Linked DNA regions of Homo sapiens: region 2 is linked to region 1. A link is a contact called in ENCODE Hi-C or POLR2A ChIA-PET data. All regions are on one chromosome and are shown on one strand. The core of a region is the stretch at or near the end of the contact, and the rest is flanking DNA. Distances in the headings are between cores, read along the strand shown. Region 1 overlaps TPTEP2-CSNK1E (TPTEP2-CSNK1E readthrough). Region 2 overlaps LOC105373030 (a long non-coding RNA gene).

Evidence for each region. Hi-C counts contacts between places; a loop is a spot of excess contacts on that map. ChIA-PET counts read pairs that join two places held with the same protein, here RNA polymerase II (POLR2A). Pooled maps may share reads with other maps.
Region 2: a loop to region 1 is called in a pooled map, with 2.8 times the contacts of the local background. The contact joins two enhancer-like sites. A Hi-C loop is called at or near these places in 1 of 168 maps with a recorded cell type or tissue (CD4-positive, alpha-beta T cell) and 2 of 50 pooled maps. POLR2A ChIA-PET finds 5 or more read pairs at or near these places in 5 of 52 experiments (H1, HCT116, PC-9 and 2 more).

Annotation. Positions count from the first base shown.
Region 1 is chr22:38,350,663-38,356,140 of GRCh38, reverse strand. All of the region lies in intron 4 of TPTEP2-CSNK1E (TPTEP2-CSNK1E readthrough), which reads left to right. It also overlaps the pseudogene TPTEP2. Among named protein-coding and RNA genes, the nearest start is that of CSNK1E, 36 kb to the right of the region's middle. RefSeq lists a silencer at 2,700-2,939. Within about 2 kb of position 2,820, at least 3 of the 41 ENCODE cell types and tissues checked have a DNase peak (open chromatin) inside an H3K27ac peak, as active enhancers do.
Region 2 is chr22:38,409,531-38,414,710 of GRCh38, reverse strand. It overlaps LOC105373030 (a long non-coding RNA gene), which reads left to right. Exons shown (of 5, transcript XR_938254.4): 5 at 4,313-4,355. Among named protein-coding and RNA genes, the nearest start is that of TPTEP2-CSNK1E, 13 kb to the right of the region's middle. RefSeq lists a silencer at 1,655-1,854. Within about 2 kb of position 1,495, at least 3 of the 41 ENCODE cell types and tissues checked have a DNase peak (open chromatin) inside an H3K27ac peak, as active enhancers do.

The DNA.
Region 1 (5,478 bases), core at 1,571-4,070:
TGGTGTACAGTAAACTTTTAATGAAAACACAGCATCCCAGGAGACTGAACGCCTGCCGCTGTGTGTTTCCACTGTTCAACAGCTGACACAGGGATTCTGATGCCGCTGCTGTGCTGCTTAGTTTCTCTGAACACTTTTTTTTTTTAACTGTACTAATGGTATGTCATTTTTTCTATTGTTAAGCACTCATGTGTGAATAAGTGTAAGAAAATGATGGCTTATCAGGAGCATATAAATTCAGAGTCAGGAGCTAGGCACGGTGGTTCACGCCTATAATCCCAGCACTTTGGGAGGCCGAGGTGGGTGGATCACCTGAGGTCAGCAGTTCAAGACCAGCCTGGCCAACATGGTGAAACCCCGTCTCTACTAAAAATACAAAAGTCAGCTGGGCATAGTGGCAGGCGCCTGTAATCCCAGCTACTTGGGAGGCTGAGACAGGAGAATCGCTTAAACTTGGGAGGCAGTGGTTACAGTGAGCCGAGTTCGCACCATTGCCCTCCAGCCTGGGTGACAAGAGAGGACGACGTGTTAGATCACTTTCAAATCCACACCAAGTGGAGACTCTGCTGGATGGGCGGAGCGCAGGCTGGCTCCAGGCCTTCCTGTTCCTGGCTCCGCCACCACCGGGCACGCTCAATTTCTTCCCCTCACATTCACCCAGAATGGGTCTATGTCCAGCCTGGTGGGGACCCTGCCTGGGCTGGGGGCTTGTCTCCCCACCAAAGAGGAGATATAGCAGGTACAGGCACCAGCACATGGCGGGGCTCAGAATATCCCCGCTGGATTGAATATGTGACTTCAGTCCATAGAATGAGAGGCTCCTGGCCGGGCGCAGTGGCTCATGCCTGTAATCCCAGCACTTTCGGAGGCTGACGTGGGCAGATCACGAGATCAAGAGATCAAGACCATCCTGGCCAACATGGTGAAACCCTGTCTCTACTAAAAATACAAAAATACAAAAATTAGCTGGGTGTGGTGACACGCGCCTGTAGTCCCAGCTACTCGGGAGGCTGAGGCAGGAGAATCACTTGAACCCAGGAGGCGGAGGTTGCACTGAGCCAAGATGGCGCCACTGCACTCCAGCCTGGGAGACAGAGGGAGACTCTGTCTCAAAAAAAAAAAAAAAAGAATGAGAGGCTCCTGGCCCAGCCTCACCTGCTGATTAGCGGGATGTAGAGGCTTTCTAGTGCTGGCTTCAGATCTTGTCACTCCACTGTCACCTTTGTTGTCTCCAGTGCCCACCTCTAAACTATTGTATTAAAATTATAGAATAACATGTTTTTAAATCAGCTTGCTTTTTTTTTACTTGAACAATTTTATTATTTTATTTTTGAAACTGAGTCTCACTCTGTCACCCAGGTTGGAGTGCAACGGCGCGATCTCAGCTCACTGCAACCTCTGCCTCCCAGGTTCAAGCGATTCTCATGCCTCAGCCTCCTAAATAGCTAGGATTACATGTGTGTGCCACCACGCCCAGCTCATTTTTGTATTTTTAGTACAGATGGGGTTTCACTATGTTGACCAGGCTGGTCTCGAAATCCTGACCTCAAGTGATCCGCCCGCCTTGGCCTCCCAAAGTGCTGGGATTACAGGCGCGAGCCACTGTGCCTGGAACAATTTTATTTTAAAAGGAAACTTCCTATCCCTACATAAGTGGAAACCAGTATCAACTTGCCACATATGGAAGGTAAAAGTGAAAAGAAATAGAATGAAGTCAAACAAGGAGTTTCTATTCTAGCCAGGTACTCCTGCTGGTCAGTGCTGGGCCCAAGGCCCAGGACCTGCCTCTCTGACTTTTGTTTTGGTTTCATTTGTTTTTTTTAGGGGGACAGGGTCTCACTCTTGCCCAGGCTGGAGTGCAGTGGTGCGATCTTGGCTCACTGCAACCTCAAACCCCCGAGCTCAAGCAGTCCTCCCAATTCAGCCTCCCAAGTAGCTGGGACCACAGGCACACACCATCATGCCGGGCTAATTTTTGTATTTTTTGTAAAGAGGTTTTCACCATGTTGCCCAGGCTGGTCTGTAATTCCTGGGCTCTAGTGATCTGTCACCTCGGCCTCCTGAAGTGCTGGGATTACAGGACCACAGCCAACCTCTGCCTCTCCATTGACGAGGTTGATAAGGTGGTGTAGACGGCTAGCACTCGATGGAGACCTCCTGACCCCATCAAAGGGAAGGGGAAAACACAGGAAGCTCTCCCACTGTGTGGTCAGGGCTAGTACCAGCTCTGTCCCTGGGCCTTGACAGGGCCTGGAGACACCTTTGGGAGGAGCAGTTCCAGCCCAAACTCCTGCAAGGGAGGGATGGAGAGGGGAGAGGCTGAACACAACCCACCTGGAACCCGGGGCTGGGCCCGATGCTTTGAATACCAACTTAATCTTCACAACAGCCTGTGAAGGGTGTGTGTATGCACGCGCGCGTGTGTGTGTGTACACCAATTTCTTGCTGAGAAAAAGGAGGCTCAGAGAGGTTAAGGCATTCGCTGGAGTCCACAGCAACCAAGCCGCTGGAACCCCTCCGCCGGGTTCCGAGGCCCTCGCTGTTCTCAGGCCAGCGCAGAATTGGTCCCAGGGCTGGACTCCTCCAGGTGGGGCGCCCGGAGCACTCCCGACCACCTGCTCCAAGGACACTGCCTCCTGGAAGCGTCCCTGGTTTCCCTTCGGAGGTGAACTCGTTCAGGGCACTTCTCGGAGTCGCAGTCTCAGGTGGCCAGGGCAGGCCTTCTCCCTATGGGTGCTCCCCACGTCCGCCCTGGGCTTGGCAATGAGAAGCAGCCCCGCCCCGCGTGACCAGGACCCGCCTGCAGCGCCCGCGGCGGCCACACGGGGGCAGCAGGCGAGCGCCGCCCGAATTCCCGGGTCCCAGCCTGGGCTGGACCGGAGGGCACTGGCGGGTTGCCTCGCCCCAAGAGCCTCAGTTTCTCTGTCTATATAATGGACTAGGCTGTCTGCCAGGGCCTTTTTGGTCCTAGCAATCTGACCCCAAGCGAGCTTTATTAACAAATAGAAAAAAGAAGACATAAAAACAAACAGCCGGGCGCGGTGGCTCATTCCTGTAATCCCAGCACTTTGGGAGGCCGAGGCGGGCGGATCACCTGAGATCGGGAGTTCGAGACCAGCCTGACCAACATGGAGAAACCCCGTTTCTACTAAAAATACAAAATTAGCCAGGCGTGGTGGCACATGCCTGCAATCCCAGCTACTCGAGAGGCTGAGGCAGGAGAATGTTTGAACCTGGGAGATGGAGGTTGCAGTGAGCCGAGATTGTGCCATTGCACTCCAGCCTGGGCAACAAGAGCAAACTGTGTCTCAAAATAAAATAAAATAATAAAAATAAATAAATAAATAAAACAAATGCAAAGGGGTGTTTGCTGAGTGTCCCTGATGGGTCCCACAGAAAAGTCCAGGCCCAGGTGGAGACCAAGAGCCAGGAGAGCACCACGAGTCCCCTGAGGTCACACCTGACTCCCAGCCCAACTCTGGGCCAGTGGAAACCCTCATGTCCAGATGGGGAAACTGAGGCCCAAATGGTATGGGGACTTGCCCAAGCCCTCAAATGGAGGACAGGGCAGAGCTGAGCCTGGGACTCTCACCCAAGTGGTCTCCGGGGGCCTCCCTCTAAGTCTAAGGACTTAGCAACCCCTTCGCTCACGTTTTTTGGATTTTTTTTTAAGGCAGAGTCTCTCTGTTGCCCAGGCTGGAGTGCAGTGGCACGATCTTGGCTCACTGCAACCTCTGCCTCCCGGGTTCAAATGATTCTCCTGCCTCAGCCTCCCGAGTGGCTGGGACTACAGGTGCCCACCACCATGCCCGGCTAATTTTTGTATTTTGAGTAGAGATGGGGTTTCGCCATGTTGGCCAGGCTGGTCTCGAACTCCTGACCTCATGATCTGCCTGCCTCAGCCTCCCAAAGTGCTGGGATTACAGGTGTGAGCCACCGCGCCCAGCCTGTTTTTTGGATGTCTAATGGAACCAGAACTGGCGGTCCCTTCTGTTTATGGACCCGTGCACACAGCAGGAAGGAGAGGCTCCAGAGGCCCTGGACTCGGGGGACAACCCTCGCTTCATCACCTCCTGAGGGTCCACCGCAGCCAGCCCTGGGCCTTCTGCCCCTTTCACTCCAAGATCTCTGGGCTGACCTTCATCAGCCCCTTCCACCCGCCTCAGGAGGTAGGGACAAGGCTGGGGGTGGCCTTTGCAGACCCTGAGAATGAATATTGTCCTGCATACACAGCCCAGTGGCCACGAGAGGCCGACGAAGATACTGAAGGTCACAGAGGGCCAGAGGCGGGGCCAGGGCTTGAGCCACCCTCTCTCCAGGCCCGTCTATACCATTGGGCTGCCCCCTTCAGACCTCCGGGCAGGAAAAGAAGGTAGAGGGGATATTCACTGAGCCCCCGCCTCGAGCCTGGGCCCGACCTGGGGTGTTTGCCTTACTGGCCGCTCCAGCCAGTGTGAGAGGCTGCACTATCATGCACCCCACTGACAGGTGAGGAAGGCGCTGTGACCACCAGAGGAGTGAGCAGACTGGAATTTGAGCCCAGGTCTGCTCAGCTCCTACACCCGGCACTGAGCTTCCGGTCTGACCTGGCTCTTGGGCAGGGGCCCTGCAGGCCGCCTCCCTATGTGGCCCCAGAGTCCAGAGAGCAGCAAGGAGAGTAGGTTTCTACGGTGACCTGGGCAAATGAAGACACTAACCTGTGCCTCAGTTTCCCCAGCCCTTCCCACTCACAGCAAAAAAAGAAACGAGGGCCCTTCAGCCCACCCAGGTCCCATGTTCCAGTGCTGATGTTGGGGACAGCCTGGGGCCCAGCCTCAGGAAGGCTGTGTGAACAGCTTCCTCAGCTGGGAAGTGAGGGCAAGACTGGGAAGGCCCTACAGCCACTGGATCTGGGGCCATGTTGGGGGGCCAGTGAAGGGGGCACCCCAGGCTAGTCTTCCAGGAGCTCCCTGGTTGGGGGGACAAGGAAGGACACAGGCAGGGACAACCAGGGCCACACTCAGGGCCATTGTGAGGGACAGGGATGGGGCTGTTGCCATCGTAGTGACAGAGCTGTGGTATGCTCCTGCCACCTTGCATTCCAGCCCAGGCTGCTCCCATCTTTGGCAGAGGGTGGGAAAACACATGATCCTGCCTTCCAGAGACTGTACTGGTCAGAGAAAGACATCAGCAGGAGAGCCAGAGATTCCTCCTCCTCTCCATCATCACCATCACCATTATTCTCATCACCATCACCGTCACCGTCATCATCATCATCACCATCATGGACTTCAAAGAAGTTCAAAGAATTTCCTCCTCTGGCCAGAGTGAATCCTGTTCTGTGGAAGCAGGAGGCTGGGTGGGAAGCCCTGTGGAGGCTCCACCCGTGTTTGGGTTCTGGGCAGGGATCTGGGGACAGGGGAGGCCTAATGCTTATTGCAGAAATTCTCTGCCTGGGAAGTCAGGATCACTCCTTGGAGGAGGCAGCCTGTCCTCTGA
Region 2 (5,180 bases), core at 246-2,745, 60 kb before region 1:
AGGAGCTAGGGGGCTTTCAGCCCTTTGCCACATTTTACAGATAAAAAACAAAGGCAGGCCGGGCATGGTGGTTCAGGTTTGTAATCCCAGCACTTTGGGAGGCAGATCACAAGGTCAGGAGATCGAGACCATCCTGTCTAACATGGTGAAACGTTGTCTCTACTAAAAATACAAAAAATTAGCCGGGCGTGGTGGCGGGTGCCTATAGTCCCAGCTACTCGGGAGGTTGAGGCAGGAGAATGGTGTGAACCTGGGAGGCAGAGCCTGCAGTGAGCTGAGATCGCGCCACTGCACTCCAGCCTGGGAGACAGAGCGAGACTCCATCTCAAAAAATAAAAAAGAGAGTGGAGCCAAGCCTTTCTTTCTGGAGGAGGCAAGGGGTTGCGAGGGACCCTCCAATGATCAGACTCTAGATTTGGTGAGTCAATGTGGGGACGGGGTGCAGATGGACGGGAGGGTGGGAGGCAGACTGTGGGCACAGAACTGGGGTTGCGGGCAGGTGGAAAGCTGGAGGTGCTTTGGCTGCATTCCAGAGCACAAGACCATAGTCAGCAGCTCCTCCATTAAAGGGGAAGCCAAGTGGGGCGCAGTGGTGCACACCTGTAGTCCCAGCTACTCAGGAGGCTGAGGTGGAAGGATGGCTTGAGCCAGGAGTTCGAGTCTGATTGCCCCGTGAATAGCCACTGCCCACCAACCTGGACAACATAGTGAGACCCTGTCTCTCTAGAAAAATACAAAATAGAAGGTGAAGACAAGACTCAAGCAAATCTCCCAAGGCCTCCGGGCTCCAGGCTCCCAGCCCCTAGGCCTCCAGGCAGGTTTCCCAACTGCTCTAGGTGCCAGAGTCCCAACATCCAGCCACACTGGCCAGGCTTGAGTCCCATGCCTGTCTTGAAACCACTATTACGGCCAGAGGACCACTCTCACTGGCTAGGCCTGAGCTGTGGGCATGGAGAGGCTTCTGATCTTAATGGGGAGACTGGGGGTCCTGGCTGTGGGCCCTGGCAGCCTTTGGGGAGGGGAGGGAAGGCCAGAGGGTCTGAGAGCCCAGGAGGGGAGGGAGGAAAAAGCCATGGGTGGGGGTGTGTGCAGGAGAAGGTTCATCCGAACCCGTCTAAGCCAAGGTCTGGTCACAAGGCAGCACAGAACCCTGGAATCAGGGTCCCGCTCTGCTGGGCCAGGTAAGGCCACACCAGACCTTGGAGGCCCAGCTACCCCATCTGTCAGATGGGGGCAACAGTCATACCAACCTCACCGGCTGTTAAGAGAGTATAAAGAAGAGTAGGCATTTAGCTCAGCATCGGCAGCTGTTATTTTTATCCTCATCTCTCAAAGTTCGCCTCTCAATCCCAGGCACGCACTGACTCTGGCTCGGCACCAGACAGTTGGCAACGCCCCTTTGCAGCCGGCATCTGCAGGGAGGCACAGGTGTCCCCGTCTACAGGTGGGAGACCAGGCCGAGCAGCCCGAGGTCCCTCAGAGGTCAGAATCAGGACCTCACCCAGAGCCCCCGACTCCAAACCCGGATCCTCCCATGGCCGCAGTGTTGGCCGACTTGAATTAGGGGGGGTTGGTTGGGGGGATGGGCTTCTTCGCCTGTTTTCCCTCCTGTCACAGAAGGACCAGAGTGACCTCATTCTCCCCTCCCCCGGGAAGTGCACCCCAGACAGGGGCTGTTACTAATTATTCTCACTCCTCCGCGGGCCCCTGCGGGCCCCGGGGTCCCTGCTCCACAGCGCCGCCCGGTGGCCGCCTCCGGAGCTGCCGGCTGCTGCAGGCGGACTGGCGTGGCCCCAGCGGAGCCCCCGCACCCGGAGCCCGTCTGGTTCCCCCGGCTTCAGTTCTTGCCCCCACACCCGCCCGCAGGCTTCACTCCTTCCTGCCGCGAGCACCCGGGGGCGCCTGACTCCCCGCACGCGTGTCCCCACGCGCACCACTGCTGCTGCCAGCAGGAGTCACCACGCCCATTTCTCAGGTGTACAGGTCAAGGCTCTGGAGGCGAAGGGACTCCCAAGGTCACGTGGCCAGGACGGGGCGGAAGGACCTTGGGGCAGACAGCCAGGAGTGGGAGGCAGAATTGGAGTCCGGGTATGACTTTGTTCCCTCATTTTGTTTGGAGCACCGGAGTCTGCAAAGTGAGTTTCACAGACACGATCCAGCCCTGCGCTGCTCCCAGCGTGGCCCCCGGGCTACCCGGATCAGCCTCCGGGCTGCGCTGTCCAACACAGTAGCCCCGAGTCACACTGCGCACTTGAAATGTGGCTGGTGTAACTGAGGTGTGCTGTGAATGTAAGATACACACCGGATTTCAAAGACTTTGTAGTAAGAAAGATTGCAGGCCGGGCGTGGTGGCTCACGCCTGTAATCTCAGCACTTTGGGAGGCTGAGGTGGGCGGATCACCTGAGGTCAGGAGTTCGAGACCAGCCTGACCAACATAGTGAAACCCCGTCTCTACTAAAATACAAAAATTAGCCGGGCGCAGTGGCGGGCGCCTGTAATCTCAGCTACTTGGGAGCCTGAGGCAGGAGAATCGCTTGAACCCGGGAGGCGGAGGTTGCAGTGACCCAAGATCGCGCCATTGCACTCCAGCCTGGCAACAGAGCGAGACTGCCTCAAAAAAAAAAAAAAAAAAAGAGAAAGAAAGAAAGATTGCAAACTATCTTTAAATTATCGTTTTTTGTTTTTTGTTTTTTGTTTTAGATGAAGTCTCTCTGTAGCCCAGGCTGGAGTGCAGTGGCGCGATCTCTGCTCACTGCAACCTCGGCCTCCCAGGTTCAAGCCATTCTCCTCCCTCAGCCTCCTGAGTAGCTGGGATTACAGGCACCCACCACCACGCCTGGCTAATTTTTTGTATTTTTAGTAGAGACGAGTTTCACCATGTTGGCCAGGCTAGTCTCCAACTCCTGGCCTCAAGCGATCCTCCTGCCTTGACCTCCCGAAGTGCTGGGATTACAGGCATGAGCCTCCGTGTCTAGCCTTCTTTTTACTTTTTTTTTTTTTTTTTTTTTGAGACGGAGTTTCTCTCTTATTGCCCAGGCTGGAGTGCAATAGCGCTCACTGCAACTTCTGCCTCCCGGGTTCAAGTGATTCTCCTGCTTCAGCCTCCCGAGTAGCTGGGATTACAGGCATGCACCACCACGTCCAGCTAATTTTTGTATTTTTAGTAGAGACAGGGTTTCTCCATGTTGGTCAGGCTGGTCTCGAACTCCCGACCTCAGGTGATCTGCCTGCCTCAGCCTCCCAAAGTGCTGGGATTACAGGCGTGAGCCGAGCCACCATGCCCGGCCTTCTTTTTACTTTTTAATGTAATTGCTGGAAAATTTAAATTGATGTGATGTGGATCATTTTGTGGCTTACATATTGTAGGACAGGGCTAGACTCAATTGGCAAAAGGTGCCCACTCCTGGTCCCCACCTCACACCCCTGACATCCTGTGTGAGATGGGTCCTGGGACCTGCATTTTAATAAGCTCTCTTCAGGATTCTGCAAACTACCAAATCTCAGATTGAAGCTCCAGGAATATGTCGGGCCTGTTCACCGTTATATTTCTCAGGATCTGGCATGGGGCCCAGCACATAGTGGGGTGCTCATTAAATATTTGTCAAGTAAATTGCCTCATCTATACTCATAGTAGGTAAGTAGGGGAGAGAAGACTTTTTTTTTTTTTTTTGAGACTGGGTCTCACTCTGTCACCCAGACCAGAGTGCAGTTGTCCAATCACGGCTCACTGCAGCCTCAACCTCCCTGGGCTCAGATGATCCTCCCACCTCAGCCTCCAGAGTAGCTGGGACTGCAGGCACACACCACCACACACAGTTAATTTTTGTATTTTTTTGTAGAGACAGAGTCTTGCTATGTTGCCCAGGCTGGTCTCAAACTCCCAAGGCTCAAGCAATCCACCTGTCTCGGCCTCCCAAAGTGCTGGGATTACAGACTTGAGCCACCGTGCTTGGCCGAGAAGACATTTTAAAAAATAATAACTGGTCCCTCTCCCTCCCCCTCCCCTTCTCCCCGGTCTCCCTCTGATGCCACCAAAGTTGTGAAAGCCGAGGCTGGACTGTACTGCCGCCATCTCGGCTCACTGCAACCTCCCTGCCTGATTCTCCTGCCTCAGCCTGCAGAGTGCCTGGGATTGCAGGCACGCGCTGCCACACCTGACTGGTTTTTGCATTTTTTGGTGGAGACGGGGTTTCACCGCGTTGGCCGGGCTGGTCTCCAGCTCCTGACCGCGAGTGATCTGCCTGCCTCGGCCTCCCGAGGTGCCGGGATTGCAGACGGAGTCTCGCTCACTCAGTGCTCAATGTTGCCCAGGCTGGAGTGCAGTGGCGTGATCTCGGCTCGCTACAACCTCCACCTCCCAGCCGCCTGCCTTGGCCTCCCAAAGTGCCGAGATTGCAGCCTCTGCCCGGCCGCCACCCCGTCTGGGAAGTGAGGAGCGTCTCTGCCTGGCCGCCCATTGTGTGGGATGTGAGGAGCTCCTCTGCCCCGCTGCCCCGTCTGGGATGTGAGGAGCGCCTCTGCCCGGCCGCGACCCCGTCTGGGAACTGAGGAGTGTCTCTGCCCGACTGCCACCCCATCTGGGAGGTGAGGAGCGTCTCTGCCCGGCAGCCGCCCCGTCCGGGAGGGAGGTGGGGGGTCAGCCCCCGTCCGGCCAGCCGCCCCGTCCGGGAGGGAGGTGGGGGGCGCCTCCGCCCGGCCACTGCCCCGTTTGGGAGGTGAGGGGCGCCTCTGCCCGGCCGCCCCGTCTGGGAAGTGAGGAGCCCCTCTGCCCGGCCGCCACCGCGTCTGGGAGGTGTACCCAACAGCTCATTGAGAACGGGCCATGATGACGATGGCGGTTTTGTCGAATAGAAAAGGGGGAAATGTGGGGAAAAGAAAGAGAGATCAGATTGTTACTGTGTCTGTGTAGAAAGAAGTAGACATGGGAGACTCCATTTTGTTCTGTACTAAGAAAAATTCTTCTGCCTTGGGATGCTGTTGATCTATAACCTTACCCCCAACCCCGTGCTCTCTGAAACATGTGCTGTGTCCACTCAGGGTTAAATGGATTAAGGGCGGTGCACGATGTGCTTTGTTAAACAGATGCTTGAAGGCAGCATGCTCGTTAAGAGTCATCACCACTCCCTAATCTCAAGTACCCAGGGACACAAACACTGCGGAAGGCCAAAGGGTCCTCTGT